Linked DNA regions of Homo sapiens: region 1 is linked to region 2. Evidence: chromatin contacts called from ENCODE Hi-C or POLR2A ChIA-PET data. All regions are on one chromosome and are shown on one strand. The core of a region is the stretch at or near the end of the contact, and the rest is flanking DNA. Distances in the headings are between cores, read along the strand shown. Region 1 has its middle 140 kb from the start of LINC01648. Region 2 has its middle 250 kb from the start of LINC01648.

Region 1 (3,048 bases), core at 248-2,747, 110 kb before region 2:
TTCTCCATCTCAAAAAGAAAAAAAAAAAAAAGAAGTGCAGATTCCTGGGGAGCGCCGATGCCAGAGCTCTTCATCAGCCCCCAAATCCTCCCCTGAGTATCTCAGAGCCCTGCCTGTCCCCAATTCTTCCCCACCCAGCCTTCTTTCTGCCTCAGAGGGAGCTGGCTTTCCTCCTGGAATACTCTCCTCCCCTCCTGCCACTGAACGCTGGTCTGGTTTTATTTTTCAAGACATCAAGGAGGTTTACATATGAGCTCCCTGAAAATGCCCCACCCTCAGCATCCACTGGATATTACGTAGCTCTCACGTTTTCCATTTTTTTTTTAACTCCTAAGAGGTCAAGTTGCTCTTTTTTCAGAAGTATCGCATGGAGATGAAGGGGATTCGAGTGTAATTTTATCCTGTTTAAAGGTAACCAGGAGCGAATGGGAGTAAACAGACCCAAATGGAATCTGTGGCTCATCTCCCTTCCCTTTCCTGGCCCCACCCACCTGTTCTTCCTTCCCACCCCCTCAAAGGCAGCCCTGGGAGCCCCTAAGTAGGGGGAGGATTAATCAGCTAGAGCTCTTGCTGGTGCCTGCCTTCCAGAAATCCTGCAGGCTGGTGAGTCTAGCACGGCAGGGGAAGTGGCCCCACCCGGTGAGCAGGACGACAGAGAGAAGAATTCACGCCTGTCCTGCCAGACCCAGGGCTAGAAGGGCCTGAGGGATCATCTCATGCCACCTGTGCACTGTCTAGGCAGAACACTGAGGCCAAAAAAGGAGAGGGACTTTCCTGGGGTCACTCGGCCGGTTGGTAGCAGAGTAAACTCTGGTCTTCTCTCCTGGACAACACTACTTCCATTCTCACGCTTTGAGGGCTCGTGGGAGGGTTCCAGGAATCTGAGATCTAAAAAGAGCCCTCTGTTGTCAATATTGTATTTCTTCGATTCTGGGACATATATTTTAAACGTTCTAAAATAAGACACATCCTTCAATGGGCAGACATTTCATTTTCTGTTTCTTTTTTGTTTTCTTCCCTCTCGAAGCTGTTATTAAATTGATGGTGTATCTTCTGATAGATATCATCTTAGAGCAAAGCAAACAGGTTAACATCGAAAAATATTACTAGTATTAATAACTATTATTTTAGTTGATTTCTGTCTTTCTAGCACCGTGTTAAATACTCAACGTGCTTTTACTCAGCTAACCCTTCCAATAACCCTATGAGGTGGGTGCAAGCATAACTCCATTTCACAACTGAGGAAACTGAGTCTTGGAGAGGTCCAGTTACTTGCTTGTTGTCACATAGTAAGTGGTGGAGTTGTGATTATACTTAAGCTTGCTGTGTGGCCTTAGAATAAGTCACCTTTCCTGCTATGTGTGTAGGGCCATTATGCCCATGAGAAGCTGTTGCTATTTAAGGAAGGTGTTTTCATTCTCTGGACCCAGGCCCTCCCCTGATGCCTCCTTAGCCACTTATACTGGGCAGAGTGCCCAAGGACAGGAGCACTAAATCCTCCTCATTCAAGTAACTCGGTGCCAACTCACTGCCAGAGGCCAGGGCCCCCCTAACAGGGAGCTTGCCCACAACTGGGAATGTCTTCAACACCTATTGACAGCTCTTCCCCCATCGCTCTGTGCCAAAGTTGAAACAGTAAAAGGTATCGATTTCCCATGACTGAGCTGGGAGGCCAAGGTGAAAGCAGGGAAGAGGTGGGTTGCGGGGGACCATGTAAGACGTCCGGTTTTACATGAAATTATGGTTCTCACTCTCCCGGTGGCATCTCTTCTGTGCCACCACGACAGACGGCTCGCTGAGAAACGACAGATTTGTATTTCATGAGGACACTTTAGTCAAAAGATCGATGATGCTTCTTGGAACCTCTCTGCTCATCCATGGGGGAGGGTGAGCCTGGTGAGAAGCCTGCAAAGACCCAGCTAAAATTAGGCAGCTGCCGACAGACACCCAGTTCACAATCACGGAGCATCGATTACAAAAATGATGCCGGGCTGACGGGCTTTAATCGGCCTCCGTGTTCTGTCTTTGTAGAGAGGGACCTTTGTAATGAAGTGGCTCCCTCTCTCGGAAAATGGAGCTATTTGGGGGCAGGCTCGGGATTTGCCCGAGTGTGGGCTGGGGAAAGCCTGCTCTGTCACTCACTGGCTGCATGGCCTTTGGCATATTATGCAGTTTCCAAGTTCCTGTGAGCAACTTGGAGCAATGACAGCTAGAGTTCTTTCCGAGATATTTATATACATGATTTATCTATATGCATATATATACAAGTTTAAATGATATAAAGCCTTTAGGATCTGGCATATAGTAAGTAATCAATATATTTCTGAGTTATTCTTATTCATAAGCCACAGAACCCTGAAGTGAAAGGGAACACAATGCCAGCTCTTCTTTTTGCAGAGAAGAAAACCGAAGCCCGGGGAGGTTAAATGACTTGACCATGGTTGCTCAGCAAATTTTTGGTTAACTTGTGCCTAGAACCCAACTGTCCTAAAGCCCAGCCAAGTTCTTGTCCTGCCACAGGTTTTTTTTTTTTGTTTTTTGTTTTTTGTTTTTTGTTTTTTTTAGGCAGTCTTTCTCTGTTGCTCAAGCTGGAGTGCTGGAGTGCAGTGGCACAATCTCAGCTCACTGCAACCTCTGCCTCCTGGGTTCAAGCCATTCTCCTGCCTCAGCCTCCCGAGTAACTGTGATTAGACATGCCCGCCACCATGCCCAGCTAATTTTTGTATTTTTAGTGGAGACGGGGTTTCACCATGTTGGCTAGGCTGGTCTCGAACTCCTGACCTCAAGTGGTCCACCCGCCTCAGCCTTCCAAAGTTCTGGGATTACAGGTGTGAGCCACTGTGCCTGGCCATGCCACATGGCATCTTTAGATGTGGATCCTGGCCCTGCCCCCCAGACCCTCCTGGCCTGCTAGGCTCTGAGACAGGCTGAGCTGTTGGCGGGTAGAGAGAGACCTGTTGGAGTTGTTTCTGCTGGGGCCCTTTAACAAGCAGTCACTGTGCATAAGGCCTACTTGTCCCCCATTTGCCAGACCTGCCGGCGAGCAAG
Region 2 (3,071 bases), core at 286-2,785:
CCCACCCACAGGGCAGCTCTGAAGAGGAGGTGGTGAGGTCTCAGTTTGCAGGAAGCCCAGGAGCAGCTCCTGTCTCCTCCCTTATTAATTGTACCCATATCTGGAACAGATGGGGAAAGGGTGTCTTTTTTCTCTCTGTTTTTCAAAGAGCTTTGGTTCAGGAGATAACTGTAATTAAAAGAGAAGAAATGCGAAACAATCCTCTTAGACAGACCTCGCCATCTTCCTTCCCTTGTAAATTTATTAATGAACTGTAATTGCAAAGATAAAACCTTTATTGAAACCTGGTACACAGTTCACCATGGGGCAGAAAGATTCCCATTGCAGTCCTAGACCTAAGAGGGAAAGAAGAATATATTAATCGGCTTAGTTCTGTATATCTATACAAAAATGAGAAAAATATATATTGGTGGTATTTGTCAACAGACAGTGTCTGCCCTGGGGAGACACTGGTTTTTCTTCCTTCTGAAGCTTGCTTATAATCTTCTGTTAATCAACCTGGAGATGAAAGGGATTTGGATGTTGAGTTTCCTAAGGACCTGGAGCAGATGTGGGGAGAATTGAGTTCTTGGTGGGAGTCTGGGTTTGAGAGGGATTCCAAGATGATGCTGGCTGCACACCTTGGAGCCTGGTGGGGTAGGACCAATTTCCCCATGCAGGGAAGAAGATCCAAGGGGAAGCTTGCATGGGGCAGGTGTGCAGGCGAGAGCCAGCTTGGCCTTCTGCATAGGTTAGGCTCCCTAGAAGCAGAGCCTGAGATGGGGACTTACGGGGACATGTGAGATTGCAGAGGGCGCACGCTCAGAAGAAGGGGAGTGAGGGAAGTAGCGGAGGGTGGGCAAGAAGCCAGGCCAGGGCATGGACTTGGTCTAGTCTAGCCCTGATCTGGGCCCATGGGGAGCTCTGGAGTGTCCTCTGTGGCACCACATGACTGTCCTGCCTCCTCGAATGAGCCAGACCTTTTGTACCCATGTGTCAGCCAGTGACTGGCTGCAGGTCATCCCAGGGAAAGGTGAGACCTCGCAGGCATTTTTCAGGTGAGTCAGCAGTCAGCTTCCTCAGCTGAGGATGATTCCCCAGAAAAGGGCCCAGCTGGCAGCCCACGCTCTCCACAGCTGAAGGACGTGGGCAGGGCTATAGGGTGGGACCCAATAGCATATATCTCAGGCCCCCTGATTCTGACCCCACCATCGGTAACGCGTGATGGTTCTGCCCCACCCCCAGTGCCACTTCCCTTGGGGACCACTGCTCAGCCCTCTCCCTTCTCCTTGTCCTTGAGGAATCACTCCCCACCCAGGCTCAGGGGAGTACAGAGCCCCAGGCCTGTGGCCAATCAGTCTTGCATTCCCCTGGCATAGGGATTCGTTGAGGTCAGAGATTCGGGTGGCAGCTGAGGGAGGTGCAGGTGCAGATTCTTGGACAGGCGATTTAATGAAGAGTTGTCTCTGGAAAAACTGGAAAGACATGGGAATGTTGAGTCATTTGGGGCTAATACAAATAACACTGCCATTCTTGTGATAGAATTTCTGTGGGTGTCTGTTTCGTTTCTCTAGGGAAAATAGCTGGACCCACCAAGTCACAGATCAGGTATTTGTTTTACTTTTACTTTATCAGAGGCTGCCAAGTTGTTTTCCAAAGTGGCTGGACCTGCCTATATTCCCACCAGCAGGGGAGGGAGTTCCAGCATCTCCACATCCTTCTCAACACTTGGTAAGGCAGGTCACATTAACTTTAGCCATTTTGATGAGAGTATTGCATCTTGTTATGGTTTTATTTTGCACTGATGACTAATAATATTGTCCATTTTGTCACGTTTATTAGCCATGATAAATCTATTGTGAAGTGTCCATGGGTATATGTTGACCATTTTTATTGCACTCTTCACAGGGAGGTCTTGTATATTTTTTTAGTCGAATCTCTTTGTATATATTTTTGGGTTTTGTTATGATAATAAATAGTATTTTTATTTCACTTGCCAATTTTTTTTTGTTGCTAGGACATAAAAATACAGTTGACTTATAAATGGTGAACTTACACACCCCTCGGTTGGCATGAAACCCTGAGTGAACAAGCATGCAAGCATTTATTGAGCTCCCTGAATCAATTTAGTTCTGATGGCACAGGGGATAGGAAAGGATGGAGGCAGAAGGAGGCTTTCCTCATCTGCAAAATGGGAGGAATGCCAATAGTTGACACCACAAAGCAATTAGTGTGTGCACTGTATTAAATGTGTGTGTATATATAGACATATATTTACTATTTTATCCTCAAACAACTCTATGATGGAGGTACTGTCATTACCTCCATTTTGCATGAGGAAACTGAGGCACAGACAGCTTATGTAACTTCATAAAGGTCACCCAGCTGGTAAATGCAGAACTGGATCCAAATCCAGCTGGCTTGCGCTTCAAGTCTGTGTTTCCAGCCCCAACTCCACCCTGTCTCCAGTATGTCCTTGAAGATGACCTTGAAGGTTAATTGATATATGTCCGTAAAGAACTGAGCACAGTCCTGGTACATAGTGCTCAATAAATGCTGGGTAAGGTGTCAGGCACCAGCCTGCACTCTGAGGAAACAGTGGCGGCTGAGCCAGACACACAGCCAACCTTCAATAGGCTTCCAGTCCCATGGGGAGGACAGAGGAGTGAACTGTTGCTTATAGTGCAGAGAGTACAGCTAGGACTGGAGAAGTTCAGGGCAGCCACGGGAGGCCAGGGAGGGGAAGTGGAGGTGTTGGAGGAGGAAACAGCATGTACAAATGCCCAGTGGCCCAGAGAAGAGAGACAGGAGCCATTGCCGCAGGAGCAAGGCAGGGGCATGGGGTGATCAAAGGGGCTTTTGTAGGAGCATTTTGGGAAATACCAAGACTAGACTGAGCGGGGTGAGCTTGGCATCACCAGGAGGGCCAATATGAAGTGGGATGAACCAGCTCCCCAGCCCCTTACCTTTCATAAGCATGGGGGACTTTCCCAGTGAGAGCTACAGGGCATGCGGGAGAGCCCCTCCTTTCTCTTACTGAGCCCTCCACACTGGGGGCTATTCTGTGGGTAGACCCTGGGGCTACTAGACAC

What was found. Hi-C counts contacts between places; a loop is a spot of excess contacts on that map. ChIA-PET counts read pairs that join two places held with the same protein, here RNA polymerase II (POLR2A). Pooled maps may share reads with other maps.
Region 1: a loop to region 2 is called in a map of Calu3, with 3 times the contacts of the local background. The contact joins two enhancer-like sites. A Hi-C loop is called at or near these places in 4 of 168 maps with a recorded cell type or tissue (Calu3, heart right ventricle and mammary epithelial cell) and 3 of 50 pooled maps. POLR2A ChIA-PET finds 5 or more read pairs at or near these places in 2 of 52 experiments (MCF 10A and WTC11).

The regions. Positions count from the first base shown.
Region 1 is chr1:29,899,325-29,902,372 of GRCh38, reverse strand. No RefSeq gene overlaps it. Among named protein-coding and RNA genes, the nearest start is that of LINC01648, 140 kb to the left of the region's middle. Within about 2 kb of position 1,497, at least 3 of the 41 ENCODE cell types and tissues checked have a DNase peak (open chromatin) inside an H3K27ac peak, as active enhancers do.
Region 2 is chr1:29,787,820-29,790,890 of GRCh38, reverse strand. No RefSeq gene overlaps it. Among named protein-coding and RNA genes, the nearest start is that of LINC01648, 250 kb to the left of the region's middle. Within about 2 kb of position 1,535, at least 2 of the 41 ENCODE cell types and tissues checked have a DNase peak (open chromatin) inside an H3K27ac peak, as active enhancers do.